Linked DNA regions of Homo sapiens: region 1 is linked to region 2. A link is a loop called in an ENCODE intact Hi-C map of the cell type or tissue named here. Cell type or tissue: dorsolateral prefrontal cortex. All regions are shown on one strand. Links, peaks and the distances in the headings refer to the core of each region. The heading gives the core; the rest is flanking DNA.

What was found. A loop is a pair of places that touch in the nucleus more often than their neighbours do. Peaks named below come from ENCODE experiments on the same cell type or tissue, not always from the same donor. Only the 100,000 strongest peaks of a DNase experiment are listed, where the experiment ranks them.
Region 1: a loop joins it to region 2, with 2.1 times the contacts of the local background. A loop is called at or near these places in 5 of 110 quality-filtered maps.

What each region holds. Positions count from the first base shown.
Region 1 is chr5:126,436,792-126,452,568 of GRCh38, forward strand. The region is part of intron 1 of GRAMD2B (GRAM domain containing 2B); the gene reads left to right. Among named protein-coding and RNA genes, the nearest start is that of GRAMD2B, 21 kb to the left of the region's middle. RefSeq lists an enhancer at 8,035-9,234. In dorsolateral prefrontal cortex, for the core only: no CTCF peak of the experiment used is centred there; a DNase peak (open chromatin) is centred at 7,010; H3K27ac peaks cover 7,825 bases.
Region 2 is chr5:126,531,731-126,547,507 of GRCh38, forward strand. ALDH7A1 (aldehyde dehydrogenase 7 family member A1) reads right to left here. Exons shown (of 18, transcript NM_001182.5): 17 at 14,594-14,669; 18 at 10,111-13,289. The coding sequence ends at 13,235. Among named protein-coding and RNA genes, the nearest start is that of ALDH7A1, 56 kb to the right of the region's middle. RefSeq lists enhancers at 12,007-12,301, 12,668-12,717. In dorsolateral prefrontal cortex, for the core only: CTCF peaks have their summits at 7,605 (motif pointing left) and 7,809; no DNase peak of the experiment used is centred there; H3K27ac peaks cover 1,586 bases.

The DNA.
Region 1 (15,777 bases), core at 3,692-11,691, 96 kb before region 2:
TTGAATGAAGGCCTCTTGGAAGAAATGATGATATCTGAGAGAAATTTTGAAGGAGGAATAGGAGTCAGTTGCCTACTCTGCCAAAAAAAGACAGAAATCATTCTAACTGGAAAAAGTAGCCTAAAATAAGACACAGTGATGTGAAACAGCCAGGTGACTATTAAGAATTAATATTACTAGAAGATAAAATGTATAAACTTAAAGGGCAGCACATAAGGCAGAAGCAGTAGGATGGAGGAAGGTCCCAGAGGACATGTTTTTGTGATGAGAAGGAGGTCTGGTTTATCTATAAGGCACAGGGGCCACTGACAGGGTTTACCCAGGGATGTGATATAGCCAGGTTTGAGTTTTTTCGAGATATTGCTAGTGACAGTTGAAGATAGATTTGTTGGAGAACAAAGCAGGAAGCAGGAATTAGCTGGCTGTAAAACAATCCAGGTGAGATTGTTCTGGTAGGGGAGAGGGGAGAATGAGTTTGAGAAATTCTGAGGAAATAAAATTGGAAGGACCAGGTGACGGAATGGATTGACAGAGCGAGAAAGCCAGAATGACTTAGTTTTTCTCTTCAGAAAGGCTGCGTGGATTATGATGCCATTGCATTATGCCATGGAAGGGGATTTGGGGTATTAAAAATGAGTTCCCTTTTTTAATAGTTGTGGGATAGAGTTTAGAGCTAGCAGATAGATTTGGCAATTGTTGGCCTATAGGTAAGAGTTAAAATCATGAGAGTGGGTCCAATTTCCCACTAACAAGAGTAGGAAACTGAGGAGAGAACCTGAGAATGATTCTGTGTTGGGATGAAGATCAAAAAAGGAAGAGGCCACAAAAGGTGATGGGAAATAAACAGAACGGCAGAGAATAAAACAAAACAAAAACAACCAAACAAAATAAAACAGAGGAACAGAATCATGAAAAAACAAACAAGGAAAGGAGAATCCCAAAAGATAGTCACCAGTGGCAAGTACAACCAAGAGCAGCTACTAAATTGCCCTTGGCATTTGGAAATAGAGAAATCACCAGAGAACCTTTCCAAATAAATTTTAGTAGCATGATGAGCATGAGGGCCAGACTCTGCAGGCTGGGTAAGTGGGAAATGAGGAAGCCAGCATAGCCTGTGTAGACTTTACTGCCATTTCACATAATCCCTCACTGTCAGTGCCTGGCTTGCATCACAGCTCAGATTGGTGCATACTGGAATCTTCTTTGTCAATATGGCATCCTCACGTCCCCATGTCTGCCTGTAATCTCCTATCCATCCCTTGCCATTCTCACCACCTGTGCTTTTCAGCCTCAGAGGGAAGCATAAGCTCTTGATGTTTCCATGTTCTCCTAGCCCATCAGCCCCTTCTGGACTTATTTTCTAGGTGGCTCAGGAAGCTACGTAGGCTTTAAGAAGTTTGTCTGAGAAGTGAAGAAAAGAGAGAAAGGTAAATGGAGGAGCGAAGTCAATGAAAAGTTTTGTTTTTTAGGTGAGAGAGAGCCTTGTGAGCCTGTACATAACCTCGGAGAAACAGCCTGCAGAGAGGGAGAATATGAAGGGGCACACCCAATAAGTGACAGAACAAGCCCAGAGGTGTCAGAAATGGGCTTGAACATGAGTAAGAGAGAGACCTTGCCTTCTGAAAGTGGAGGAATGAATAGATGCAGTCTATGCAGATATAAGTAATTAGAGGTCTGGGAAAGAAATGTGGGTGCTCTTGTATAATGACTTCAAGTTTCAGTTTTCTTAGTGAAGTCATGACAAGGCCCCTTTCACCAAGAAAGATGAGTTGTGTTTCATCAGGGGCTTGAGGAACATGGAGAGTGTGAAATACGAGCTGACGAAATAAAACAGGATGTCTAGGCACCGTTGAGGGCCCAGCAAAAGGACTGATCCACAATAAAGACTGGTATTTTTTTCCCTACAATGTGGTCAGAATCTTGGTATTAGAAGTTTAAAAGGCTGATTTGGGGATTTTATCTGAGTGGGCATGGCAGAACGATTAGCATGATTGGAAATTGGGAGTGAACAATCACATATATGGCCTGAGCTGCCTCCAGAAATAAGTCCAGAAGAGGTTGATTGATGAGGAGAATATGGAAACATCAATAGCTGATGCTTTTCTCTGAGGCTGAAACACACAGGTGGTGAGAATGGCAAGGGATGAGAATTGGAAGGATAGGAGATTACAGGCAGATATGGGGATATTAGAGATGACATATTGACAAAACATTCCTGTACACAACCGTCTGAGCCATGATGCAAGCCTGGTATTGACCACGAGGGATTATGTGAAATGTCAGTAAAGGTTGCTGGTGATAAGGCCATTATTACTGGATGCCATTCCACCCACATGGCCATTGAAGATTCCATGTGGCAAAGTCCTCAAGAAAGAAGTATGTCAGAGGTTGAATGCAATAGGAACACTAAAGACAGTGGATCAAAAGTAACCTGCAAGAGGTTGGACTTTCCGTATGTTGAAATATATAGATATTTCATATATGTCTATATGTTGAATATAGATAAAATTGATTGTTTCTTTGTTTTTTGGTTTTGCTTTTTTTTTTTTTTTTTGGAGACAGAGTCACTCTGTTGCCCAGGCTGAAGTGCAGTGGCATGACCTCAGCTCACTGCAACCTCCACCTCCTGGACTCAAGTGATTCTCGTGCATCAGTCACCCAAGTAGCTGGGATTACAGGCACGTGCCACCATGCCCAAAAAATTTTTATATTTTTGTAGAGACAGGGTTTCACCATGTTCACCAGGCTGATCTTGAACTCCTGACCTCAAGTGATCATCCTGCCTCAGCTTCCCAAAGTGCTGGGATTACAGACACCGCACCTGGCCAAAATTGATTGTATTTTTAAAACTCAAGGGAACAAACACAAAAGCAATTAGAAATAGTAGTACTTAGTAAGTTGACTGATTATCAGAAAAATTATAAAAGTCAATGATACGGTTTGGCTGAGTCCCCACTCAAATCTCATCTTGACTGGAGCTCCCATAATCCCCACATGTCATGGGAGGGAGCCAGTGGGAGGTAATTGAATCATGGGAGCAGGTTTTTCCCATGCTGTTCTCATGGTAGTGAATAAGTCTCATGAGAACTGATGGTTTTATAAAGGGTAGTTCCCCTGCACACGCTCTCTTGTCTGCCACCATGTAAGACGTGCCTTTGCTCCTCCTTCACCTTCCACCGTGATTGTGAGGCCTCCGCAGTCATGTGGAACAGTGACTCCATTAAAACTCTTTTTTTTTAATAAATTACCCAGTCTCCGGTGTTTCTTCAAAGCAGTATGAAAATGGACTAATACAGTCAATTACCTTTCTTAATTAACAATAAAAAGTTAATAAAATAAATTGGAGAAAGAGTTACAGACTAGCATCAAAAAATATAAAATACCCAGAAATCGATTTAATAAGACTTCAAGTAAAACAACACACCTACTAAAGGGGAAAACTTGAATAAATGGAGTTTACCTTCCTCAAAAGGAAAACTTATGAAGTATTTCTTAAATGTATAAGGTCACTGCAACTCCAAACAAAATCTCAGTGACTCTCTTGAGAAAACATTTCAGAATGATTCTAAACTTATTCTGAAAGATTGAAGCATTCAGAAATAGCCAAGTCAAATCTGAGTAATAAAAAGATAGACCCATAGCTTATCATGATGAAGCTATCCTAATGAAGGTTCAGAAGGAAATCCAAATATATCTGGAGGTATTTTCAAATCCATGGGGAAAAGATGGAACAACTGGTTAGCCATTTGGGAAAAACTAGAGCTGGAAATCTACTCCATTTCGTAATTAAAATAAGCCCCTGATCAATCAAGTATTTAAACACAGAAAAAAAGAAACCATAAAAGTACTAGAAGAAAACAAAAACTACTATATAATATGGAAGTAGGAAGTCTTACAATGCATGGAATTAAATTCAGAAGTTATAAAGGGAAAGATGGATAAATTTAACCAAAATGAAAAAATTGTGTGACATAATAAAATAAGGCATTACAAAGGACCATCGTTCTGTATTAGATTAATGAACTACACATTAACACAATGGTATATTTTATAGCATTCATGAAAGGTGGCATTTATCTCTAATCATGGGGATAGAATAGTCTCAGGACTATCTTTGACCTTTTTTTAATTGCATAAAACATGTATAAAATGATCCTATTATACAAAATTCTATATTGACATGTCTATTTATTGAAATAGGCCTGGAAAAATGTTCCCTAAAATGTTAAAAATGATGATATTCTCTAAATTCTCTAAATTATGTTTTCTTATTTTTTGTGTCTTTTTTTTCATGGTGTTGGTAATGTTTGAATTTTCTAGAATGAGCGTGTATTATGGCAGAGGAAAAAATATAAAGAACATAATTATATATTTTTTTCTTAAGCTTAAGATCCCCTACTTTGTAGAGGAGATAGATACCTTTTAGACATTAAAATACTGTTAGCTGGGTTTATCTGAAATGTAACAGCATGAAGACAACTTTGTAATGTTGTAATCATTGTCCCTCAAATTAAGTCTCACATCAAACTGTGAAATTAGGTACACAGATGCATGTAGGCTCTGGGCTATGGATTGCTCCAAACTACAGACTGGGTCCTCATTGGCGCTGCAGAGGAAAGCAGGCTGTTTGCAACTGCTTTCAGGATTGACTCAGGGCCCCCGTCCTCTACTTTGTCACCTTCACACTGTTTCAGTGGTTATCTTCCTTGCCTTTTATAGCCTGAAAACTATGCAGGTGCTCAAAGGACAATCAGTAGGCTTCCAGCCTTTCTCCTCTTCTTCCCATATTCCTTCTCTTTATTTAGGCCATTTGATCATGCCATACAAGGGAGAACTATAAATAATAATGCTGGCACACAGCAACATTTCACAATTACCACTGCAATGGCTAGTCCTGGTATAAGTTTTTTTTTGCTAAAACAGATAATATAGTTTTAATTCTAATAAGCAGAGCTCCCCCAATGAGGATTTTTTTAGGAATATAGGAACCAGCTCGTTAGAGGCTCTTGATAAAATATACTTCTGAATTGCAGGCATTTCAATGGTAAACAGGAGACAGAACCTACCTGATAATTGTGACAACCTTAGATGGTCATAGGATTATATCTGCTGAAATCTCTGTTTCCTCGCGTTAAAAATTTTCAAATCAAATCAAAACACTTTTTTTCTGGCTAAAACACATTTTTAAGCCTTGTCTTAGTGTATTTATGCATACCTTTTTATGTAAAAAATCTATGAATGTTACTAAAGTCTCACAATGTCCTAAGAAGGAATTATTATTCCTAATATGCCTATGAAGATACTTCAACAAGAAGGCTAACTATCCCACTGAATACTAGATAAAACAAAAGCAAAAACAGATAGGATTTGAATTCAGCACATTCACCCACTAACTCCTAATCTCATCTTCACGTTCTTCACCTGAATATTTACATCAGTCATAATTTTGAAGCAAACTCATTCAAACCCCTCCCTAAAATGCTTTTTCTTTTCTTTTTTTTCTTTTTTTTTTTTTGTGAGATGGAGTCTCACTCTGCCACCCAGGCTGGAGTGTAATGGTGTGATGTGGGCTCACTGCAACCTCTGCCTCTCAGGTTCAAGCAATTCTCCTGCCTCAGCCTCCCTAGTAGCCTGGGATTACAGGCGCCCACCACCACACCCAGCTAGTTTTTGTATTTTTAGTAGAGATGGGGTTTCACCATGTTGGCCAGGCTAGTCTCAAACTCCCAACCTCAAATGATCCACCCGCCTTGGCCTCCCAAAGTGCTGGGATTACAGGCGTGAGCGACCGCGCCTGGCCTAAAATGCTTTTCCTAATGTGTATTTACATGTATGCATTATAAAACTTCTAGATTTTTCTGTGAGCCCCCTGCTTAAAATCCGTCTGTAAATATTTCCTTGAAATCTGGTCTAGTTTAAGGTACCACGTACAACTGGTGTCTCTAAATTAAATGTGGTCTCTATTACTTCTCTTCTTTAAAGATTTTTTTTAATTAAAATCTATGATTCTACAAAGCTCATTGTAGAAACCTTGACAAACACAGATCATAGCAAAAAATAAAATTAAAAAAAACCAGTAATTTCATTTCCCAAAGAAAACTCAGATGTGGCCCATATTTTGATTTTGGATAATGTATCTAACTAATCATCCAAAATCCGAATTACTAAGTATTTGGAAACTTCTTTCCTGAAGTAGCATTACAGATTGATCATTAATGGGGATTGTTTTTCCCCATTATCTATCAGTAGTACTGATAAATTTACCACTCTCTCCCAGCCCTCCTTAGAAGATTGCTGGATGAAAGTAACAATAGTAATTGACTCGCTTCCCAGTTGGCCCAGTAGTCTTGGCTTGGTTGACACTCAGCTCAGTAGTCCCAAGATTTTGGTGGGTATAAGATTTAAGTTTTTAAAAGGTCTGAAGTAGACCTAAGAAGTGCATTTTTACAAGTCCCATGCCTAAATCGTTCTGACATAGAAAGTTCTTAGGCCACAGTTTGAGAACCTCTAGTTTATGGAATTCACAGACTGATCTTTCAGAAACTGTATGGCTCAGGCGCACCTGAAATGACTTTTAATGGAAGAGAGGAAAATTCTTCAGCCTTATTTATATTCTCACTTCTAGTTTTAGTAAGTGTTGTTTCAGTCTGTGTATTTCTCTGCAGAGCCAGTGTCCTATTAACTAGTTAAAAGAAAACAGGACCCCTGCAGACAAAACCCTGAGGCTTCAGAGTCCTCCCACATCCTCTTTCATGTCTCCCTTCCTTTGTCTCTTCAAAGACATCTTTGCCCAGTCACCTTCTGCTCTCCCCACAGAGATGTTGACATTGAACTTTCCTGGACAATAGTTTTCTGTCTTTTCTCAGTAAAACTGGCTTTCTCTCAGCTGTGATGGAAAGACTCCATCAGTGACTTCATGCATGCATGTTGTTATATGCATAACAGAAAACAATGAGCTGTAAAACATACAGAGGCCAGCTGGGTGCTGTGGGTCATGCCTGTAATCCCAACACTTTGGGAGGCTGAGGCAGGTGGATCGCCTGAGGTCAAGAGTTCGAGACCAGCCTGGCCAACATAGTGAAACGCTGTCTCTACTAAAAAATACCAAAAATTAGCTGGACGTGGTGGTGGGCGCCTGTAATCCCAGCTACTAGGGAGGCTGAGGCAGGAGAATCACTTGAACCCAGGAGGCAGAGGTTGCAGTGAGCCAAGATCACGCCATTGCCCACCAGCCTGGGCAAGAAGAGTGAAACTCCATCTCAAAAAAAAAAAAGAGAGAGGCCTTCCAGCACTCCACCACCACTAATACCACCACCACCACCAGTCCTGGCCTACCTTTTCCAAAGAAGATTATTCCAAGAAAAAAACAGGTGGAGCACACTGTGGTAGGGGCCAGGGTGGTGGCAAGAGAATTTATGGAATTTAAGGACAAGAGCCCTTTCCATTATCCCCCACTACTGAGCAAACCATACTGTGCAGATGTCTGTCTGCCTTAAGAACAAGCTGGCCTTCTAGCTTAGAAAAGACCTTTCTTCCGTGCCCTCTCTAAGGTAACTTGCCTATTTGGTATCTGAAGCCATTCAAGGAGATGTTATGAATTATTGTTTTGTAAAAGCCATTTTTTATGAACTGAATTCCGCAGATTTTTTGTTCTAAGAATTGGCAAGAACCTTTTGCAAAGATAAGGGGACAGGTGCCCTTTGAAGTATATGTTTATGATTGATCAATTCAGAGAATCTAATACTTTTGAGAGCTGATTTTTGTACCTAGAATTCCATATTTTGTTTCAAACGTACTGCTCATTTTTTAGATCTATACAGAATTGTTACAAACCTTGTAAAGTCTCCAAGATAAATGAGGATGTTCATATGAAAACCCAGACAATCTTTTCTTTTCTTCTCCTCTTCAACTTTTATTTGTAGTTCCAGGGTATATGTGCAGGATGTGCAGGTTTGTTACATAGGTAGACGGGTGCCATGGTGGTTTGCTGCACAGATCAACCCATTGCCTAGGTATTAAGTCCAGCATCCATTAGCTATTCTTCCTGGTGCTCTCCCTCCCACCTCTCCTGACAGGGCTTAGTGTGTGTTGTTCCCCTCCCTGTGTGCATGTGTTCTCATCGTTCAACCTCCACTTAAGAGTGAGAACATACGGTGTTTGATTTTCTTTTCCTGCATTAGTTGGCCGAGAATGATGGCTTCCAGCTCCATCCATGTTCCTGCAAAGGACATGATCTCAGTCTTTTTTATGGATGCGTAGTATTCCATGGTGTATATTTACCACATTTTCTTTATCCACTCTATAATTGATGGGCATTTGGGTTGATTCCATGACTTTGCTATTGTGAATAATGCTGCAGTGAACATACTTGTGCCTGTATCTTTATAACAGAATGATTTCTGTTCCTTTGGGTACATACCCAGTAATGGGATTACTGGGTCAAATGGTATTTTTGCCTCTGGGTCTTTAAGGAATTGCCACACTCTCTTCCACAATAATTGAACTAATTTACACTCCCACCAACAATGTAAAAGTGTTCCTTTTTCTCTGCAGCCTTGCCAGCATCTGTTTTTTCTTCACTTTTTAATAATCGCCATTCACTGGTGTGAGATGGTATCTCATTGTGGTTTTGATTTGTATTTCTCTAATGATCAGTGATGTTGAGCTTTTTTTCATATGAAAAATCCAGACAATCTTGAGGGCCAGCACAGCCTGAGGACTTGCTGACACAAAGTATTGACGGGCCAGAGGAAGTGGGCAGCCTGGATATCACATCACCCCATGTCTGCTGCTGCTCAGGTTTCTCTCACTGTCTCTTGGGTATGTGGTGGGGAGTGGGGGGTGAGGAGGGGGTGGGAGGGCAGATTAAAGAGAAGCAGCTGCAGCCTGAGGCACAGACAGGATGCAGAGTGACTCCATCATCCCACCTAGAGTCATGGACACCACCCACTTTGATACATTCTGTTCACAACCATAATTCCTTTCATGCTGATTCGTGTCATTGGGAATCTCTCTTCTTCAGCTTCAAGAGAGCCGAATCTGACTCAGGTGTTGAGATTGGGGAATGGCATTTCCATTTCTTCCTCTCTCCAGTATAGCCAGAGCAGGAAGGGCAAGAGAAAAGGGGTCCTGGTACCTGGTGATGTCAAAGTAGGCAGCTCCTACTGCTGTGCTAGCAAGAGCCATGTGGACTAGTGTGAGAACAGGAACTCTCCCAAGTCCCCTACTGGGTAACCAGATACCCAACAGTGTGCCTAGAGATGCTTTAGTCCACTCCAATCCTAAATACTACTACATTGTGCTAATAGTTTCCCTGAAAAACAGCCATATTTCACTCATTTTTTTAAAAATCAATTACAATTTTTAGCCTTAAGGTTTGATATTGGTATTGTGTTTATTTTTTCAAAGAATCTTTATCTTGTAGAGTTATACACTGCAATAGTTACAGATGAAAAGATAGTGTGGTCTGGGATTTGTCTCAAAACCAGTAGGAGGTAGGAGTGGTGGGCTACAGGTATATAGATGAAACAAGATTGCCTTGTTTATACTATTCTATCTACTTTGTACCTGTTTTCTATGTTATAAAATGTTCATAGTAAGTGGTTTAAACTTCAAAAATCATTTCTGAAAATAAGTGGATACCCTTATTTACTCAGCTGTGCTATAAATTTCATATTAACCCCCCAAAACTAGACCAGTCTGAGTGTTTCTAATAAAATCCAGCAGTAACCGTGACTGATTTTAAAACATTCACTGCTTCTCTTATCTACAATGCCTAGCTTCATTAGTCATGTAGAAAATGTTTACATTCCCCAAGCTTTTAAAAATTAAAAAAAAAAAAAAAAAAAACCTATGTGTTCTCAATTTGAGTAAGGTGTGACGGAGAGCAGCTCTGTGACACAGGCTGAGGGAGGAGGATTTGGTGTGGAGGCGAGGAAACTGGGGCCCTTACTAAGACACTGAAATATGATAAACATCCTTATGAAGATGCCACTCCCAGAAACTGGGACTTGAGCTACTCTTAGGAAGCCACAGACCATGGAATACAGATTCTTCTCCTGGAAACTTCTCCATTTCCAAGAAGGCATAAAATGAAGGAAAGCAATCCTCTTTCCTTTCCGTTTCTTGGAATCTAATATCTAAGCATTACCCTTTACACTCTAGCAAAGTAAAGCAAACTAAGGCATGACGGCCCCTCCCAGCAGTAATTATGAGATCATTTGGCCTCAGTAACTAGGCAGACTCCACTACCTTTCACCTAGTTTCGTGGGAAGAAATGGTAAAGCTCCCTCGATGGAAATGTTCCTTCTTTCGCCATAACCTTCACAGGATCCATCTGTCTAATCTTTGTCTGAAGGAATTGGAAGGGCAGGCGGTTGCCTCACCAAAAGCACCCTCAGTACTTTAGTCTACTGAATTATGGGGGGTTGTTCCAGAAGAGGATCCAAACCCCAGCAGAAAACTCCTGGCCTTTCCCATGCCAGTTTTCCCAAGCCCAGGAATTCCAAGTGAAGTACATCCATTCCTATTGCTATTTATACTGTCTGGTGTAGCCAAAATGGGCCCTGGGCTAGAAATCAGAAAGCCTAGGCCGGGCGCAGTGGCTCACGCCTGTAATCCCAGCACTTTGGGAGGCCAAGGCGGGCAGATCATGAGGTCAGAAGATTGAGACCATCCTCGATAACACGGTGAAACCCCGTCTCTACTAAAAAAATACAAAAAATTAGCCGGGCGTGGTGGCGGGCGCCTGTAGTCCCAGCTACTCAGGAGGCTGAGGCAGGAGAATGGCGTGAACCCGGGAGGCGGAGCTTGCAGTGAGCCGAGATCGTGCCACTGCACTCCAGCCTGGGCGACAGAGCAAGACTCCGTCTCAAAAAAAGAAAAAAAAAAAAAAAGAAAGAGATCAGAAAGCCTGGCCTTTAGAGCTGATTTAAGGAACATGAAGTCCTTAAGGTAAATGAATTGAACCTTTTTGTGGGGATACAGAGATGTGAAAAGACCAGGATCCTGCCCTCCAGAGGCATATGGTCAAAGCAGGGCAAAGACAAGTAAACAGTAGCCCATTTATAATTTTTTTTTTTTTTAAAAAATAGTCTCACTCTGTTGCCCAGTTTGGAGCACAGTGTGGCATGATCTCGGCTTACTGCAACCTCCGCCTCCCAGGTTCAAGCAATTCTTCTGCCTCAGCCTCCCAAGTAGGTGGGATTACAGGCATGCACCACCACATCCAGCTAATTTTTGTATTTTTTAGTAGAGAGAGGGTTTCACTGAGCAGGCTGGTCTCAAACTCCTGACCTCAAGTAACCCACCCGCCTCAGCCTCCCAAAGTGCTGGGATTACAAGTGTGAGCCACAGCACCTGACCCCATTTATAATTTTTAAATAAACCACATACTAAAGTGATACAGTTGCCATGACAGTCACAGGGTACTGGAAAGGAGCACAAAGAAGAAGAGGTCAGTCCTTAGGACCTAGAGGGGGTTGGGGAAGTTGCCAGGTAGGAGGTGACCCCATCAAGAGCTAAATCTTGAAAGATAAACAGTGCTTGCAAGGGACCACAGAGAAGGCATGGCAGCCCAGGAGGAGGGTGCTTGGGGGCAGCATGACAAGAGGTTCAAAGCCAGAAAGGGAGGCTTCACATTGCAGAGGACCTGTTTTCTGTACTCATCTTCAGCTTTATCCTGTAGGCAACAGAGAACCAAAGGGGTTTTAAAGGAGGAGAAGGAATGATATGATCATATTTGGGCTTTACAAAGATCACAGAGCACAGTGATCTTCCATATAGATGGAAGGAGGAGGGGTCACATATAACTCAAATGAGGTAGGGAGGTATAGTGGTCCAGGCAGGAGGCATTAAGGACCCTAGCTAAGCCAACCAAATTAGGGAAAGAAAAAGAGGGGACTTAACTGGAAAATATTAAGGAGGTAAAGTCTACAGGTCTTGGTGTCTGACCGGGCTTGGAAAGAGAAGGCTAGTCATAGTATGAGAGTAATAGAGGCTTCAGTCACTAAGATTGGAGTTGTGTGGGCCCTCAGCGAACTCATCTTTGTTTCCTTATTTGTGAAATGTGGATAACACCTGTCTTACATGCCGGCCTCAAACACCTGTCTAACACACCTGTCTTTCATGCCTGCATGAGGGTTAGTGTGGTATCATGGTGTCACGGGTATGAATGCTTTTTGAACGGCAAAGCACCATGCAAATATAAAGTCATCCGGGAAATCCAGTAGAAAGGAGTGGCAAGGAAGAGGGAAGAGGCAGAGATGTGTTTTCCAAAGCGATGCGTTTCAAGTCCAGATAGAGAAAATGCATATTTGTGGTGGGAGAAATTAAGGACAGTAAATAAAGATGTCAAATATAAAATTAAAATCTTTTAGATCCACTGCTTATTTCCTTGAAAGTGGTACTGTCATGTACAAATTATATTCAATCTAATTCTTCTATCCCGTAAAAGTTAGTTATATTTAAAATATTGGGGTAAACATTTTAACAGCAGTGAGGAGCTATCACTAGTTCCACAATTATTCCATATCTTGATAGTTGTAATTAAAATCATGTATATTTTTACATAATAACAATATGGAATAATTCTATATTGTTGACACTAACATGACAAACCACATGGATAACTTCTAAGGAAAGCCAAATACAGATAAGAGACATTTACATCCTTAGGTAGATTAACACCTTTGAAACCTCACAATCTGAAATACTAAAACTATACTCTCTTATTTTTCGCCATGGGATATCATGAGCTTCTTTTTCCTTACGTATGTCTAATATGAGGGTGTTTTGGTTAAATCAAAGCCTTTTACATAAAACTGCTTTCACCAATATATAGATATATTCCACTTTTTTAAAGTGACAGTGTCTTTCTTCTCTAGAAGTTGAGTCCCATTAATTTTTTTTAGAAAAAGAATCCTGAGCTGTAATAATACTTGGCATTTAAGCAAAGAGAATTTTCACGTGTGCTGCTGATGCCCGTGTTGATTCACTTGGTGGGATATGGCATGAGACCGAAACCTGGCCTCTGGGAGAGTCCTGTGTGTCACATCCTGTGAACACCCTACTCTGTCCTCATATGTGTGTGGCTCTGCACTGTAAGATCAGAACACAGGAGACTGAGGAAGTAGCAATGCAGAGTTTGAGTGAGGGAGAAACAAAGCGACAGGTTTCTGGAACTATTTTGGACTCCCGTAGTAACTTTTAACTCTGCTACAATGCCCATGTACTTGGTCTTTTAAGCTCTCTCTGGCTTTTGATCTCTTTTTTTTTTTCCTCCTACATGAAACAGAAGACAGAGTTACAGGAAATGAAGGGTATAGGAGGAAAGAAAGAGCTGTAGTTATCGTAGATGCCAGAGTGGTAAGAGGCAGCTCTTCTTTCAGGGGCTTAGCTGAGGGCCAGAGTAGTACAGCTCGTCTCCACGGGGGTGGAGAGGGGTGCCTCAAAACAAAAGTGAACATTTCTCTCTTCTAAGTCGGCTTCTAATGGCCCTGGTTTTTGTCTGTTTTAACCTAAAAGGTTATTGCACTATTAACAGGTAAAAAATTCTCTTCTGACCAAATACATGTATTTCTAGCATAATATATTCTCTCTCTCTCTCTGGATAAAATTTATTAGCATATCAGCATAAACATAATTTTTGTAAGGTCAGACAAGAGATTTGAAGTGTAATTCAAGGGGAATTTGTATTAACGTAATGAAACATTCTGCTGTGAAGTTTACTAGCAATGCCTCACTCTGGGTTATCATTTCTGACTCCTCCCATTTCCTTTCTCACCCGTCACCTGGCCTTCATTCATTCTCTGTCCTAGAAGATAACCTCTAAAACCAGTGACAGTCCATCCAGCCTGCTGTTAAAAAAAAAAAAAAAAAAAAAAAAAATGTTGCTCACTCTGTCCCGGCCAGTCTGGCTCTAGCGTCAGCTCAAAGGGGCCCAGGTACAGCTCGGGCTGCCACTCCATAGGGTGCAAGCTGTAAGCCTTGGTGGCTTCCATGGGGTGCTAATCCTGCAGACACACAGAATGCAAGAGTGAAGAAGTCTTGACAACTTCCACCTAGATTTCAGAGGATATTTCAGAAAGCCTACATACCCAGGCAGAAGCCTGTCGCGCGGCGTAGCCAACACAAAAACTCTACTAGGGCAGTGCTGAGGGGAAATATGGGGTTGTGCCCCCACACAGAGTGCCCAACAGGGCACTGCCTAGTGGAACTGTAGGAAGGGGGCCACTGTCCTCCAGACCCCAGAATGGTAGAGCCTCTGGCAGCTTGCACCCTACATCTGGAAAACCCACAGGCATTCAACTCCAACCCGTGAGAGCAGCCAGCGAGGCTGCACCCTGCAAAGCCACAGAGGCAGAACTGTCCGAGGCCTTGGGAGCCCACTCCTTGCACCAGTGAGCTCCATAACTTGATCTTGAACTTCCAGCCTCCAAAACCATGAGAAATAAATTTCTGTTGTTTACAAGTATGTTAGTCCATTTGCATTGCTATAAAAGAATACCTGACACTGGGTGATTTATAAAGAAAAGAGGTTTAATTGGTTCACAGTTCTGCAGGCTATACAGGAAGCATGGTGTAAACAATCTCAAAAGAGATTGTTTTGGAGCTTTAAGACTTAATGACTGCCTTGCTGGGTTTCAGACCTGTGTGGGGCCTGCTTCCCCTTTCTTTTGGCCGACTTCTCCTTTCTGGAATGGGAATGTTTATCCAGTGCCTGTACCACCATTGTATCTTGGAAGTAAATAACTTTTTTTATTTTACAGGCTCATTAGTGGTAGGAGATGAGTCTCTTACGAGACTTAGGACTTTAGACTTGATGCTGGAACAAGTTAAGACTTTTGGGGACTTTGGGGAAAGTATGATTGTATTTTGCAATGTGAGGACGAGATGTGGGGGGCCAGCGGCAGAATGATATGGTTTGGATATTTGTCCCCTCCAAATCTCATGTTCCAGTGTGATTCCCAGTGTCAGAGGCGGGACCTGGTAGAAGATGATTGGATCGCAGCAGTGGATCCTTCACAAATGGGTTTGCACCATCCCCTTGGTGATAAGTGAATTCTCACTCAGTTAGTTAATATGAGATCTGGTTTTTTGAAAGAGTCTTGGACTTCCCCTTCTCTCTCTCTTGCTCCCACTCTCACCATGGGATGTGCCTGCTCCCCCTTCGCCTTCCACCACGATTGTAAGCTCCCTGAGGCCCTGACCAGAAGCAGATGCCGGCACTATGCTTCCTAGACAGCCTGCAGAACTGTGAACCAATTAAACCTCTTTTCTTTATAAATTACCCAGTCTTGGGTATATCTCTATAGCAATGCAAATGGACTGACATTCTTGTAAACAACAGAAATTTATTTCTCATGGTTTTGGAGGCTGGAAGTTCAAGATCAAGTCATCAACAAATTCAGTGTCTGGTGAGGGCACATTTGCTGTTTCATGGATGGCTGTATTTTGTTGGATCCTCATGTGGTGGAAGGGACTAATGAGCTCCCTACAAGGGCATTAATCCCATTCATGAGGGCTCTACCCTCATAATCTAATCACCTCCCAAAAGCCCCACATCCTAATGCCTTCACCTCGGGGGTTAGAATTTCAACATGTAAATGTTTGGTGGACACAAACATTCAGACCATAGCACCTGGTTTCCCTGACATTACTCTCTTGCAATACCCATCTATCAAAAAATAGACAATACTTTTCTCCTGAGTATCAGGTTCATAAACTGTCACATCTCAGGAAACCATGGCAGGGCCTTTTATTCCCTAAATTCAGAAG
Region 2 (15,777 bases), core at 4,347-12,346:
ATTATGCTTTTGTGCACAGACTTTAAAGAAAGCGTTTCACAGAGAAAAATCTTGTTGGTGGACAGAGAGGATGGCACATTGCCCAGGTTTTTTTTAATAAAGATGCAGGACTGAGCAGATGTGATAACTCTAGCCATTTAGTCACAGAGGCACATAGGTTATAAAATGTCAACAGTAGGGCAGGCTTCTTGTGTAGATTAGAAGTTCTGGGAGGCCACAGTGGAGAGAGCCCTGGGAAGGCTAAACTAGCCACAGCTGGGGTGGTTCTGTGCTTCCGGTGAGCAAGAATAAAATGAAATCCCTTGAGGAGGAAAGAAGGCAATGTGTTCGCCAGAAAAGTCATAGTTAAATGTAGAGGTCAAAAAATAAAAGGAAGGGAATGAGGCCAGGGGTGCTAAGCTTACCTGCATTCACAGAAAATACTACATGATTTGTGATTTACCTGGCAGCTGGGGTGGATGGCAGAGAAAGTCAAGGGCAGGCAAATCCCTTCTCTTGGTCTGCTCCTTGCACAGGGCAAACATGAGAATAAAAACTCATTGAGTTATTGCTGCAGGTTCTATGGTCTAGAAGCTATAGAAAATTGTCTGATGCTTTTTATTTATCTTTTTTGTTTTCTTTGAGACGGAGTCTCACTCTGTCTCCCAGGCTGGAGTGCAGTGTGTGATCTCAGCTCACTGCCATATCCCAGGTTCAAGCGATTCTTGGGCCTCAGACAGATGTGCACCACCACACCCGGCTAATTTTTGTTTTAGCATTTTTAGTAGAGACGGGGTTTCACTATGTTGGCCAGCTGGTCTAGAACTCCTGACCTCAGGTGATCCACCCACCTCGGCCTCTCAAAGTGCTGGGATTATAGGCGTGAGCCACTGTGCCCGGCCTCTTTTTTTTTTTTTTTTTTTTTTCATTTCAGGTGGTTAAAATCACTTGATCTCTCTCTTTGGGGCACCTGAAATCTGGATTTAAAGCACCGGGGAAACATTACAATGATTTTGCATAATTTTTTAGGTTGGAACAAATTGTTTCTTCAAGGAAGGAAAAAAAATTTTCAATGAATCGTTAATTCTTTTTTTCTCCTTTTATTTTCTTTGTTGACATTTGGCCAAAGATGAACTTTTTTCCTTTTTTATTTTTATCTATTTATTCACTTATTTTCAGAGATAGCATCTCACTCTGTCACCCAGGCTGGAGTGCAATGGTACAATCATAGCTCACTGCAACCTTGAATTCCTGAGCTCAAGGATCCTCCCGCCTCAGCCTCCCAAGTAGCTGGGACTACAGGCACGCACCACCACGTCTGGCTAATTTGTTTACTTTTTGTAGATTCAGGGTCTTGCTATGTTGCCCAAGCTAGTCGCCAACTCCTGACCTCAAGCGATCCTCCCACATCAGCCTCCCAAAGTGTTGGGATTACAAGCATAAGCCACTGTGCCCAGCTGTTATTTTTTCTTTTTTAAATTAAAGCTTTTAATACTGAGGGATGTAGTATAAAACTAGCATCTGATTCTCTAAGCTTCTCCAGCACAAAATAGGAGCAAGTTGATGTTCCTTTATACTATCCCCAGAAAAGATAAGTCAATGTGTCCTCTAGGCCCCAAGAAAGGGCACAGGGCACAGAACATGTAAATCTTCTCTCCCCTACCCTGTTTGAGATTGTGAGCACAGCTCACCTTCCTAGCTCAAAGCTGAATGTTTTCATGTTAGAAGCATGTTCAGTGACCCACTAAATAGGATCAAATATCTCATTTCATTCAGGAGATTTTCACAGGTGAAAGTCAAAGAATTTAAATATTCAGTGAACAATTTGAGTTCACCAGCTCAAAACAGACAGAAGCTAAAACTCAACTAGAAGATGTTTCCTTCTTCTACACTTCTGTACAGGGGTTCAACTCACTGCAATCCAAGACCAATCCATTCTAGCCAAGGTTCTTGGGTCTGTCGGCTGGCAGAATATGCCACCTCAAAATATGACACTTTGACATAAGGATTATTTTGAGCTGAAGGCAATTGAGAAGATCACGCCCGTAATCCTAGCACTTTGGGTGGCCGAGGCAGGCAGATCACCTGAGGTCAGGAGTTCAAGACCAGCCTGGCCAACATTATGAAACCCCGTCTCTACCAACAATACAAAACTTAGCCGGGTGAGGTGGCACACACCTGTAATCCCAGCTACTCGGGAGGCTGAAGCAGCAGAATGGCTTGAACCCGGGAGGCAGAGGTTGTGGTGAGCTGAGATTGTGCCATTGCACTCCAGCCTGGACAACAAGAGTGAAACTCTGTCTCAAAAAAAAGAAAAAAAAATGTATTGGTCCTTTGCTAAAATGCTATAAGCCCATGTTCCAACCAAACCTTTGAGTTTATTCATCTCTGAGTGTTCCCGCATGTAATTGCAGTGCACATACTAATAAAATTCTGATTGTTTTCTTTTGTTAATCTGTCTATGTCAATCCAATGCATAGGGGCTCAGCCAGAGAAGCTAGAAAGGTAATCAGAAAAAGAATTTGGTCCCTTTCAAAAGTTTCTTGAAGAGACTCCGCTGTCATTAGAGGCAGCTCTAGAGATCCTACCATACCTCCAGTGACCCAGCCTATAGACTCAAGACACAGCCCCGTCTCCTTTCTCTGCTCATTCTTGCTCAATCCCTGGACCTGCCAAACGGGGCCCTAGCCCCCAGACTATGTGGTTTCCCCTAGACCCTGTTTACTGAAGAAATACTCTTTGAATCAGGGTGACCCATCAGTCCAGACCTCTGAGCCTCGCTTAATTAAATGAGTGCCCCAAGGATGGTCCAGGCCTAGACCAGCTCCACACAGAAAGCAGGGAGCTCTAAGCGCTTCCATCAATAACACTGAGAGATGAAGCCAGCTGTACTTCCTGGGTGGAGTGGGGACTTAGAGAACTTTTCTCTCTAGCTAGAGGATTGTAAATTCACCAATCAGTGTTCTGTGTCTAGCTAAAGGATTGTAAATGGACTAATCAGCACTCTAAAATGGACCAATCAGCACTCTGTAAAATGGACCAATCAGCAGGATGTGGGCAGGGCCAAATGAGGGAATAAAACCTGGCCACCCAAGCCAGCAGCAGCAACACACTCAGATGTGGTGTTCCCAGTGTTTCCTGGCTAAAAGTTGGGAATCAAATGCAGGTCTCTTGACAGGCCTGGTGCCATAGATTAAGAATCTGCTGAGCCAGAGCATAGCAAATGGAGAAGAGGCCATGCTGAGCTAGAAGAGGCTTGAAATGTAACTTAGCCTGGAGAGAGAAATGTATAAAGTTGGGAAAGATGGTCTGAGCTGTCACCCATCTAGGGCTAATTGGAGTGCACAGCCTCCAACTAAAGAAACTTAAATTTGATTTTTTTGAAAGTTGTCTCCTGGCCTGGTGCAGTGGCTAACGCCTATAATCCTGAAATGGGAGAGTTCCCTGACCCCCCTCAGAGACGTGTGACCGAATGTGGCTCATCTGTTCGGCCACTGTGCACTCAAACCCCTTAGAGGAGGGGGAGCACGCAGGAGCTGGGGCAAGCGCTTCTGGGCTCTGACCCCACAGTAGCATCTAGGGGTGGGTGCCTGTAACTTCTGAAGCCCCAGTGGGCATATTACAGTACTTTTTTAGCTCTGCCGTCACAGATGGCTTAAGTGTTAACTAGCTCAGTGCCCTCTCCGGGTCCTTGTCCGGCATCCAGGAAGAATCAGGTCACACGGACAAATTGAAGGATGGTAAATGAGGGGGATTTTATTGCCAGATGGAGGTGGCTCTCAGCGGGATGGATGGGGACCTGGCGAGGGGATGGAGTGGGAAGATGATCTTCCCCTGGAGTTAGGCAGACCCACAGCCAATCTCCTCTCCTATCATCCCCAGGCAAACTCCTCTCAACATTCAGATGCTCCTTCCCTTCTCTCCTTCTCTGCTGCACTGCTCTTATGCTCCTCTGCTCTTCTGCTCGTGGAGCCTGAGGTTTGGGATTTATATGGGTACAGGATGGGGGGCATGGTGGGCCAAAAAGCAACATTTGGGCACAAAAACAGGAATGCTTCTTCCCATTTAGGGCCGTGGGTTTCCAAGCTTCAGGGTGGGGACTTTGCCAGGGAACCACCCTCTTCTACGCAGTATCTCCCTGCCTCCTCTCTGTATCACTCCCAGCACATTGGGAGGCTGAGGCGGGTGGATTGCTTGAGCTCAGGATTTTGAGAGCAGCCTAGGAAACATGGCAAAACCCTATCTCTACAAGAAATACAAAAATTCGCCAGGCATGGTGGCATGCGCCTGTGGTACCAGCTACTTGAGAGGTTGAAGTGGGAGGATTACTTGAGCCCAGGCAGTCAAGGCTGCAGTGAGCCATGACCACAACACTGCACTCCAGCCTGGGCAACAGTGGGAGACCTGTCTCAAAAAAAAAAAAAAAAAGAAAGAAAGAAAGGAAGTTGACTCCCAAACAAAATAAGCACTTAGACCAATTTTGGCCATAGGGCACCAGTCTTTGATTTAGATTTGGTCCAATTCATTATTGGAAGAGCTGGGGCACAAAGAGATCAAATTACTTCTCTAAGATCATTTGGCCCCTTAGAAACAGAGCTGTGCCTGGAATGCAGGTGCTCTACCTCCGGGACCTGTGCCCACTCCTCCTATTCCACTCTTCCAGCTTAAGTCCAGGCATCTCTCCTTTCTGCCCCAGAGCAAGCATGGGGCAGTCAAGTACTATTTTGATTCTGACTCAAAATTCTGCATTTAAGGAAAGATCAGTTCTTCTTTCTCTACCTCTTCTCTTCCCAAACAATTCAGTCCTGAAGCCATTAGATGGGTGAGAAGAGTGCCTCCACGTAGAGGAGCTGTACATGGGTGTCAGAGCCTCAACTAGGTGATGAGGGCACTCATGTAAGGACAAGTCCAGCACCATCAGAACCGGAGAGAGGTGGGGAGGGCGTCCTCATGAGATGGGAGATAAGTGATACACAAGGAGTGATCTACAAAAAAATGCATCAAGGGTAGTGAGGCAGGTTTCTCATCAGAGACAAGAGTTGCAGATAGTGAAAGGGAAAACTAAAAAGGAACGCTGTGGTGTTGGATAGGATTCGGAAGTTTTATGTAAACTCACACTTGTCCATATAAACAGATTTATAAATAAATGTAGATGTAAATGTCTGCCAGCTGCAAGGGCCTGGGAGCAGTGACATGCCCACATCAACAGGCATCCCTACACTAGACTCTGGCTTATAAACATGATGCTTTACCAAAAAAGACCTGGGATCCTTGAAGAAACGGCTGATTCTAGGGCTTGGGCAGGAAAAGTACAAACTGAACCTGGAACATCTTGTGCCAAAAAGAAAGGAAGTGCTCAGAGAAGGACAGGAACGTGTTGAAAGGACAGTGAAGCCAGCTTGAAGGGAGTCCTGCTGGCCAAATCAGGGATATAAAAATTTAGTTCGAGCATCAAAGTAAGTAATGTAATAAATGGATTATAACTCATTGGATAAAATAGAAAAATTTAAGTACATACAAATATAAATAAGTGAATCAATGGAAAGTTTGATGGAGAGCAGGACAGGTTCATAGTTTCAAAGTATCTCCCCTCACAAAGACCTATTAATTTACAAAGGGTAAAAGAGATGTTTCACAGGGGAGAACGCTGGCAGACACCACCTTAATCAAGAATCAAAGTTAATATCATTGGTATGGGCAAACGGAAATGACATCACACACTGCCTGGTAGGATGCAGGTGAGAATACGGTGTTTCTCTGTGAGTGTAGGGCTTAAGATGCACAACCTGAATTACATTATGAGGAAACGTCAAGTCGAGGGATGATCTATGAAATAAGTGGCGTGTAATTTCAAAAGCATGAAAGTCAAGAGAAGACTAAAAGAGACTAAAGAGATATGACAACATACAAGGGGCAAAAGTTGAACGGGATCTGAGGATTAGATATTAGTAACACGTTGATAGGATTCGGCTATGTGTCTCCACCCGAATCTTACATATTGTGATCCCCATTGTTGGAGGTGGAGCCTGGTGGAAGCTGATTGGATCATATGGGTGGTTTCTAATGGTTTAGCGCCATCCCCATAGTGCTGTCTTGTGATAGAGTTCTCAAGAGACCTGGTGGTTTAAAAGTGTGTAGCGCGGCCGGGCGCGGTGGCTCACGCCTGTAATCCCAGCACTTTGGGAGGCCAAGGTGGGTGGATCACGAGGTCAGAGATCCAGACCATCGTGGCTAACACGGTGAAACCTCGTCTCTACTAAAAGTACAAAAAAATTAGCCGGGCATGGTGGCACGCGTCTGTAGTCCCAGCTACTTGGGAAGCTGAGGCAGGACAATGGCGTGAACCCGGGAGGGGAGGCGGAGCTTGCAGTGAGCAGAGATCGCACCACTGAGCGGAGATCACGCCACTGGACTCCATCCTGGAGGACAGAGCGAGACTCCGTCTCAAAAAAAAAAAAAAAAAAAAAAAGTGTGTAGCTCTTCCCCCCTCACTTTCTTCCTCCGGCTCCGACCACGTGAAGACCATGCCTGCTTCCCTTCGCCTTCCGCCATGATAAGTTTCGTGAGGCCTCCCCAGCCACACCTCCCGTACAGCCTGTGGAACTGTGAGTCAATTAAACCTCTTTTCTCATAAATTACTCAGTCTCAGGTAGTTCTTTATAGCACTGTGAGAACAGACTAATACACACATCAATCCTAATTTTCTGATTTTGATGGTTGTAATGTAGTTATGCAGGAAAATGTCCTTGTCTGTGGGAAATATACACTAAAGCATTTGGGAGTAACAGGGCATCAGATCAACAACATTCTCAAATAATTTAGGGGGAAAAGTTCTATGTACTTGCAACTTTTCTTTAAGTTACGATTATGTCACAATAAAAGACACTGCAAAAAAAAGGAAAAGTCAACAATTAAGAGTCAGACAGGGAAGGTGAGCAAATAAGAACTCTGCTATTTCAGGGACACTATTCACATTCACAAGAATACTATGAGGCCAGGCTACTTGGATTCAAATCTCAGCCCCATCATTTATCAGCTGTGTGACTTGGGGAAAGTTACTCAACCTCTCTGTGCCTCAGTTTCCAAATCAATAAAGTGAAGATCATAATAGTATCTATTTCCTAGGGTTATGAGAATTCCATGGGTTTATATTTGCCAAGTGCTTTTAAAAGTGCCTGGAACACAGTAAGCATCATTTAAGTGTAAATAAAACGAATGACCCATGGAGTTATTCAAAATGGAATAACCTCACACATATGCTCACTGCAGGGAAAGAAGAATGGATGGAAAATTTTTTTAAAAAAAGTTTTGTTTTGTTAGGACAGGGTCTCACTATGTTGCCTAGGCTTGTCTCAAATTTCTGGGCTCAAGCAACCCTCCCTCCTCAGCCTCCCCAAATGTTGGGATTACAGGGATAAGCCATTACGTCCAGCCACATTTTTAACTTAAAAGATACAAACCTGCAATTATAGGCAGTAGGAAAGGCAAGTTACCAATGGTGCTGGAAAGTAAAGCAGCTCATAAATGTGGGGCATTGTCTGTTGACTGCAAAAACTTTTCCATGGTGACCTCCTGGATACAAAGTCAACACAACTCACTTCCCTGCTAAACAGATGATTGCTTTGACCAACAGTGACACCTACAGGTCAACACTGTAAAGACAATTCAATTATATCTGAATGTGGGCCAGATTTCTATAACCCTGGAATTGCCAGGCTGTAAGGATTCTCAACAAGCAAATAGCAAACATTGAGTAGTTGTTGGATCTATATTTCTATTTTCAAACCTAATCTACCTTAGGAAGTAACTGGTCTCTGCAGTAATTTATGCATAAGATGGGGAATCCCATTCACCGTAACAACTGAGCCGGGCACGGTGGCTCACACCTGTAATCCCAGCACTTTGGGAGGCCAAGGCAGCCTGGCCAACATGGCAAAACACTGTCTCTACTAAAAATACAAAAATTAGCCAGGCATGGTGGTGCGCACCTGTAATCCCAGCTACTCCAGAAGCTGAGGTATGAGAATCACTTGAACCCGGGAGGCAGAGGTTGCAGTCAGCTGAGATAGCACCACTGCACTCCAGACTGGGCAACAGAGACTTAAAAAAAAAAATCCGAAATCATAAAATATATAGGAATAAACACAAAAGTTGTTAAGACGTTGCATGAAATAAACTGCAGAATTTTGCTAGGAACCATAAAAATTTGATCAAAATACGTATCATTGATGTTTTTAAGATCTAAGTATTATATATTAGTTCTTCCTAACTTATAAATTTGAGTCCAATAAAAATCCCAAAGAAATTTTTTAAAAACCTGGAAAATGTTTCTAAATTTTATTTAGGAAAATAATTAAAATATTAAAAGCTGAAAACGAATGTGGAAAACATCTTAATAACAGTACCCAACATTTATTGAGCCCTTATCATGAACTTACCAGGCACTGTTAACTTTTATAATTTTACGCTTTAATCCTAACAATTGTATGGGACAGATATTATCAGCATCCTCATACAGTGGAAATAGATTATTTAAGCTTAGCAGCATCTGTGTTTCTTACCTAGGATAACAACTCTCATTTCTTTTAGGGGAATTATCTGTCCTTGATTTCAGCATTAGGACTATTAATCCAGGTGCTTTGCTCTCCCCTTGCCAAGGGGCAGGTAAATTACCTTAAAGGTAAATGATCCATGCTAGGCAAATTGCTTGGTCCTTTCCTGCAGTTTTAATTTTGAGAAACAAAAAGCCTAAAAACAGTTGAAGTTCACTCATTCTAGCAGTGGCGTTTCCACAAGACAGTTGATTTTTACCTGTTACCTAGCTAGGTCCCTAGAGGTAAGGAGACAAACTCAGAAAATAGCAACAGAATTCCATCTCCACTTGCAGACTAAAGAATAAAAAAAAGGAGTCATGTTAGTAGAATCTACAGAGCCACAGCAGAGGGGCCATCTAACAGGAGATGTAGACACAGAAAAAGGAATAAGCTTTCCAGCGAGATGTCTCTAGAGAAGGATCTCCTTCATGCCTCTCCAGAAAACATGAGAAGCTCCTGGTGACGAACCAATTCCTTCTTCATGGATGTGAAATGACCAGGATGCTATCAAGTCACCATGCTCTTTCGTCATGCCCAAAGTTGTGTGTGTTGGCTGTTCCACTGTCCTATCAGCCTACAGAAGGACAAGCAAAGCTTACAGAAGAATGTTCCTTAGGAGGAAGCAGCAACCGTGATCAGGATGAATGAGAAATCATCCCAATAAACACGCTTTGTGTACATTTTCCTTAAAAAAAAAAAAAAAAAAAAAGACAGTAACTACCACAGACTGGCAGGGAAGGAGTGGGAAAATTAATACTCTGACATTTTTTTTTCTGCTCTGATTTTCTACCACTGGCCAAACACAATCAGAAGCCAGAGGATAAAGCAAGCCCAGATGAAGTGGACCGTAGAGATCAGTCCCTAAGGACACACTGCAGGAGAATGTCAGAGAGTGGTTCTGGAGAGGCAAATTGGATCTGGGCTTTCCAAAACAGACCATGTTTGCTAAAGCCATAATTGGTTTCCGCAGCTTGCCACAAAGAAACCGAACTGATACAACCCACGTTACAGACAAGAAAATGAAGTTCAAAGAGATTAGGTTACTTTTTGCAGGTCACATGGCTAATATATGTAGAACTCTAAAACAATTTAAGTAGAAGAAATTTAAAAGATCACAGAATCAAATGTTATTTTCCCTGGAGTTAGTAACTGCCCTTTTTATTGCTTAATTTGCTTTGTATGTTTTTTTCTCTTATTGTAAAATACAACATAAAACTCACCATTTTAACCATTTTAAAATGAGCAATTGAGTAGCATTTAGTATATTTGTAGAGTTGTGCAATGACCACCACTATCTAACAGAATCCTATAGAGCCACAGCAGAGGCGACACCTGACAGGAGATGTAGTCGCAGAAAAGGGAATAAGCTTGCCCTTCCGTCTGCACAGGGAAATGGCATTCTATTTATCTATATACACACACACATATACCAATTACTGAATCAGGATACACAGCTAAAAACAGATCCTGTTATATGTAAGAATGCAGTGTACTATAAAAGAGGTATCAGTGTGAAAAGGACAACCCAATTGTCTAATTGGAGTTGAGGAATTATTTTTATTTTTAAAAGGGAAATTAACGTAGACAAATCGTAACATGTACCCCAAATCCAAATGGATTAAAGACAAAAATGTCAATAAAACATTTGTGGACCTTTCCAATAGAAAAAAAAAAAGAGCAAACTCTAACTGCCTACAACATTTTAAATCTAGAATCCTATATTCAATCAATATGGGGATAAAGTTCTTCCCCTTGGATAGGAGAGGTTTCGTTTGGTTTTCTTTTAATTTCCTCCAAAACAATCATTGGCAGGAAGCTTCTGCAGGATAAGCTCCAGGTGTAGAAAAAAAAAAAAAAAAAAAAGTTTGTTGGAGACCATAGGAATTTCATAAAAATATTGAAACTGAAAACACTTAAAAAGCATTCCAAATCAGCTTTCCAATCTGCAACCTTTGTTAGAATGAAGGCAACAAGAAAATGGTCTGAAAGTGCCAGGGAAGAGAAGAGGAAGGACACAGAGCCCTCTTGGTCCCTTCAGCATTTTCAGGAGACAGAATGCCACAGAGAATTTTCCACAGAGCTGGGCATGGTGGCACACTCCTGTAATCCCAACAACTCAAGAGGCTGAGGCAGGAGGATCGCTTGAGGCCACAAGTTCAAGACGAGCATGAGCAATGTAGTATGACCCAATCTTTACAAAAAAAAATAATAATCAGCTGGGCACAGTGGCATGCACCTGTAGTCCCAGCTACTGGGGAGCATGAGGTGGAAGGATAGATTGAGCCCAGGAGTTGGAGGCTGCAGTGAGCCACTATTGCACCACTGCACTCCAGTGTGGGCAAAACTGAGACACCAAAAAAAAAGAAGTGTTCTGTGGTTGCAGAGCAAGAGAGAGAGGAGGCTTAACAGATTCCCACCCTGAAAGAGAAAGTAGGAAGCAGAGTACATAATAGCACTCAATTTCCTTTGAGAAAACTGCCTTCCCTCCATTGTGAGAAGTCTTCACCTGGAGGGCCTGCCTCCTCACTGCTGCAGCCAGGAGCCAGGTCTTCACCCACTTCCCAGGGAGTCACAAGAGCCTGGCTGCTAGGCTCAGCGAATGGATGCTCTCTCCAAGTACAGCAAGATCCTAAGCAAGTTAGGCTTTAGTGCCGTGGCAGAAGCAAGCATGCTGAACACAATTCCCCGCATCCACAATGGAGGCTGGGCATTGCCAGCAGTAGCGGTTGGAACACAGGATTTAGGAGGAGGCAGCAGTTATGAAATGCTCAAGATAACCAGTAATGAGCAGCACAAGACCCCTTGCACCTTCAAATATAAGACCAGTAATAACACTTACAAATGTACATTTTAACTTGGATAGTTAAAAATACTAACAAGTGATTTATATCTGCTAAATCAGCAAAAAAGAACAAAGAGGAACAAATTGAAGGCATATGTTTTAATGAACATTATAACCAAAAAAAATTGAGTCCTTGTGCTAGAAACATGTAGAAGAAAAATTATAAATTTGTTTCAAAGAAAGCTTTCAGAATCAGTTTTACCTAAAATCTATAGCTAAGATTATCACTCCCACATACCCTCACCCATGATTTCTTCCTGCCAACCTTCTCTCAATAGCTATATCAGTATTTGGCTTGATTCATGTTCAATATTGACAACAGCATGTCTAGTTAAATACTGCTCGCAGCTGGCCATGGGACATATTATGAATACCTTTGCTTCCCAGATACATTTATAATTGTTTAGTTTTTCATTTGCTTACTTCTCTGGGCCATAATTCAACCCCAAATTATTTGCCATTTGTCCAGATCTCTCCACATCCTGATGGATCAGGTTGTCTACAAATGTCATCTTGTTCAAAGGCCTCTGCTCCATTCTAACCTGGCAGGAGTAGAGGGGTGCCATGCAGAAGGGGAGCAGAGAATGCCAGGAAGGCAGGAGAACAGGGGCCTCTGGGCTGAACCAGCCCAAAGGCTCCTGTGCAGCTTCCCAGTGAGAAAAGGTGAGACTGTCAGCAAAGAGAAAGTGAACTTTGCCCAGCTCTCTATGACCACATGCTGCCACACACACTGAGGATTGAGAACAGATCCAAGGGCAACCGCAGACGCCTAAAGCTAAAGAAGGTGGTCTAAGGTTGTATAAAAAAATCCAGATGCACTTTTTTTTTTTTTTTTTTTTGTAGACAGGATCTCACTGTTGCCCAGGCAGTGGCACAATCTAGGCTCACTGCAACCTCTGCCTCCTGGGTTCACACAATTCTCCTGCCTCAGCCTCCCTAATAGCTGGGATTACAGGTGCCTGCCACCACACTGGGCTAATTTTTGTATTTTTTGGTAAAGACGGGGTTTCACGATATCGGCCAGGCTGGTCTCAAACTCCTAGCCTCTACTGATCCACCCGCCTCGGCCTCTCAAAGTGCTGGGATTATAGGCGTAAGCCACCTTGCCCAGCCTCCAGACGCATTTTCTATACAACTCTGCACGGGCAATTTTGGCCTCAGAGTCCTCCAGCAGGTGGCAGACTCCAGCACAGGAACAAAATCTGTCTACCCCAGAAATCTCTTCCAAGTTGACACAGCCTTCATAAGCAAGAGCCATAACTGTGATGAATGCCTGTTGTCATTTTAAGCACTGCAAGTTATTCCACATGAATACTGAACTGTGGTCCAAGCATACAGGGGAATGCATCCCCCTTTCAATCACACGACATCCAACACATGCCATAGGTGGGTAATGTCAAGCAATATTCACCCCCCGCCCCTGAATCCTTCACTTGGTCAGGAGACACCCTGTATCTACTGCAAAGACTTCTGTTTTCTCCTCGGTTCTGTATTTTCCCAAATTCCTACCCTGGTACGTACTATTTTTTTCTAATTACAAAATAATCATTAACTTTTAAAAAGCCATGTACAACTAGTTGACATAATAAAAATCCACCTAACTCATCTTTTAGTAACTATGGCTATGTTGTAACAATTTTATTTTGATTTTTAAAAAAGGAATCTCTTGATTTAATCAGGGCTTTGGGGTCATAGGGGGATTAGTCACTGTCACAGTCATAATAATGCATTTATTCAGGGAAAACTTTAATTTTCTTTGTCTTCTCCAAAAACAGCTGCTGGAACACCTCAAATTAAGGGATGTTCATCTAAAACACCTTTACTGAAACTTGATTCCTTGGGCCAGAGGAAGGTCTTTACTGTAGTTGATAGTACTAGTGGGAAAAAATAACAGAATTAATGACAGTACATACATAACAGAAGATTTTCATGCCCACTTTTAAAATGTAGCAGATCTGTATATATTAACAAGGCAAGATCTCCAAGTTACAACTTTTTAAGACAAACCTTTAAGATAAAAGACAATGTTAGTATGGATCCCGTTTTATTTAAAAGAAAAAAGACAGAAACATAAAAATCTGGAAAGACATACCATACATGGTTTTTTTTGTTGGTGGTGGTTTTTGTTTGTTTGTTTGTTTTGTTTTGAGACAGGGTCTCACTCTGTCACCCAGACTGGAGTGCAATGGCACAATCTCAGCTCACTGCAACCTCCGCCTCCCAGGCTCAAGCGATTCTCCTGCCTCAGCCTCCTGATTAGCTGTGCACCACCACGCCTGGCTAATTTTTGTATTTTTAGTAGAGACGGGGTTTCACCATGTTGGCCAGGCTGGTCTTGAACTCCTGACCTCAAATGATCCACCTGCCTCAGCCTCCTGAACTGCTTGGATTACAGGCATGAGCCACTGCAGGCGTGGATCACCTGAGGTCAGGAGTTCAAGACCAGCCTGGCCAACATGGTGAAACCCGGTCTCTACTAAAAATGCAAAAATTAGCCTGGCATGGTGGTGCAGGCCTGTGATGACAGCTACTTGGGAGGCTGAGGCAGGAGAATCGCTGGAATCTGGGAGGCGGAGGCTGAGGCTGCAGTGAGCTGAGATCAGGCCACTGCACTCCAGCCTGGGTGACAGAGCAAGACTCCATCTCAAAAAAAAAAAAAAGTGTGCCCTCAAAAGTGCAAGAAACAGCCCAGCATGGTGGCTCATGCCTGTAATCCCAGGACTTTGAGAGGCCGAGGCAGGCAGATCACCTGAGGTCAGGAGTTCAACAACAGCCTGGCCAACACGGTGAAACCCAATCTCTACTAAAAATACAAAAATTAGCCGGGTGCTGTGGCTCACGCCTGTAATCTCAGCACTTTGGGAGGCCAAGGCGGGTGGATCACCTGAGGTCGGGAGTTCGAGACCAGCCTGACCAACATGGAGAAACCCCAACTCTACTAAAAATACAGAAACCACGCACGAGACCATTTCATTGTTGGGTGCTGGGCACTAGCTGAAGCTAGACAAGAAGGCTAGAAAAATAGCACCAAATAGATACTTAGAGGAGACAGCTGTGGAATGCTGGAAAAATCAAATCAAATGACACTGCACAAAGACAGCACAGACAGTAGGAAAGTGTAAAAGCCCATTCCCAAGGGTTTTAAGCCCAAACCTATCTTCCCAAAGCCTTTTCTTACCAAGTAGACCTTCTCATGTACTGTTTCCAGGCATCACTGCCAGACTCCCTGCCACCACCAGTGTGCTTTTCTCCTCCTAGAGAAATAAAAAATAATATCATATCTTCTGAGCAGTTTCCATGTGGGCTCATAGTTGGTATCAATGAAAAGAAGATACCAAAAGGACACCAGAACAACCTGATTATTTACTTTACATTTAGCCCACAATATCTCCCCTGCAAACAAATCAAAGACAGAGACCAAGAGACCAAAACAAACAGAAAAAAGGAATTAAGAGGGAAAATAAAATATAAGGAATTAAGAAGAAATGGAAACAGAAAGAAACGGTAAAAAAAAAAAAAAATCCCATTAGCTGGGCGTGGTGGTGCATGCCTGTAACCCCACCGTGCCCAGCCCACACATGTTATTCATAGTTTTTCTTTTGAGCAGGGCACAAGAATATGGGAGCTGTAACTGTCTTCTTTATCTCTCTCAATAACTTGTATTAAATTATCAGGGAAAACACAAATATTCCCATTTGATAGAAATACATTAAGAAAATATAACAATTTTGAAATAAAAGCTTCTCTATTAACTACTCACCTGGTCTTTCTCATGAGAGGGAAAGAATCTCCATTAAATGGGTTCCAGAAAAATCACAGCTGAATGTTTGCCCTTCTAGCTCTCAAATGCACAAGCAAAGTAAAAAGAGACATAACTGACTTCAAAGAATGGGAAGCCAGCAAAAAGCCTGCACACATTTGAAATAAAACAAACCACAGCTAACAGCGCCTCTGAAACTCCTGGCAGGAACAGAGTCGCAGAGGCTCTAAGGAACCAAGGCTGAGCACCTGCCTGAGGTTCCGGAGCTAGTGACAGCAGTAAATGGGACTGGGATGGTGTCTCTTGGTTCCTCACCCAGTGCTCATTCTACAAGATAACACCTCATGGGTCTTCCCCAACAAACTCTTTTATTGCACTTGAATAAAAGCTATTTCTACCCAAGGTGGGCAGGGAGGGAGTAGGGAGAGAGCGAATAAAAGCAGAAGAAACAAGTCCTAGTCAAAATCTCCCAAGAGACTCCCTATCCAGCTACGCACATGCTGGGGGAATGAACTAATCCACTTTCAAGGACCATGCTCACTATTCTGAGAGCTGGTACCCCACTGCCCTCCGCTTGCTAGCCAGGCCTGCAGGGCCCTCCC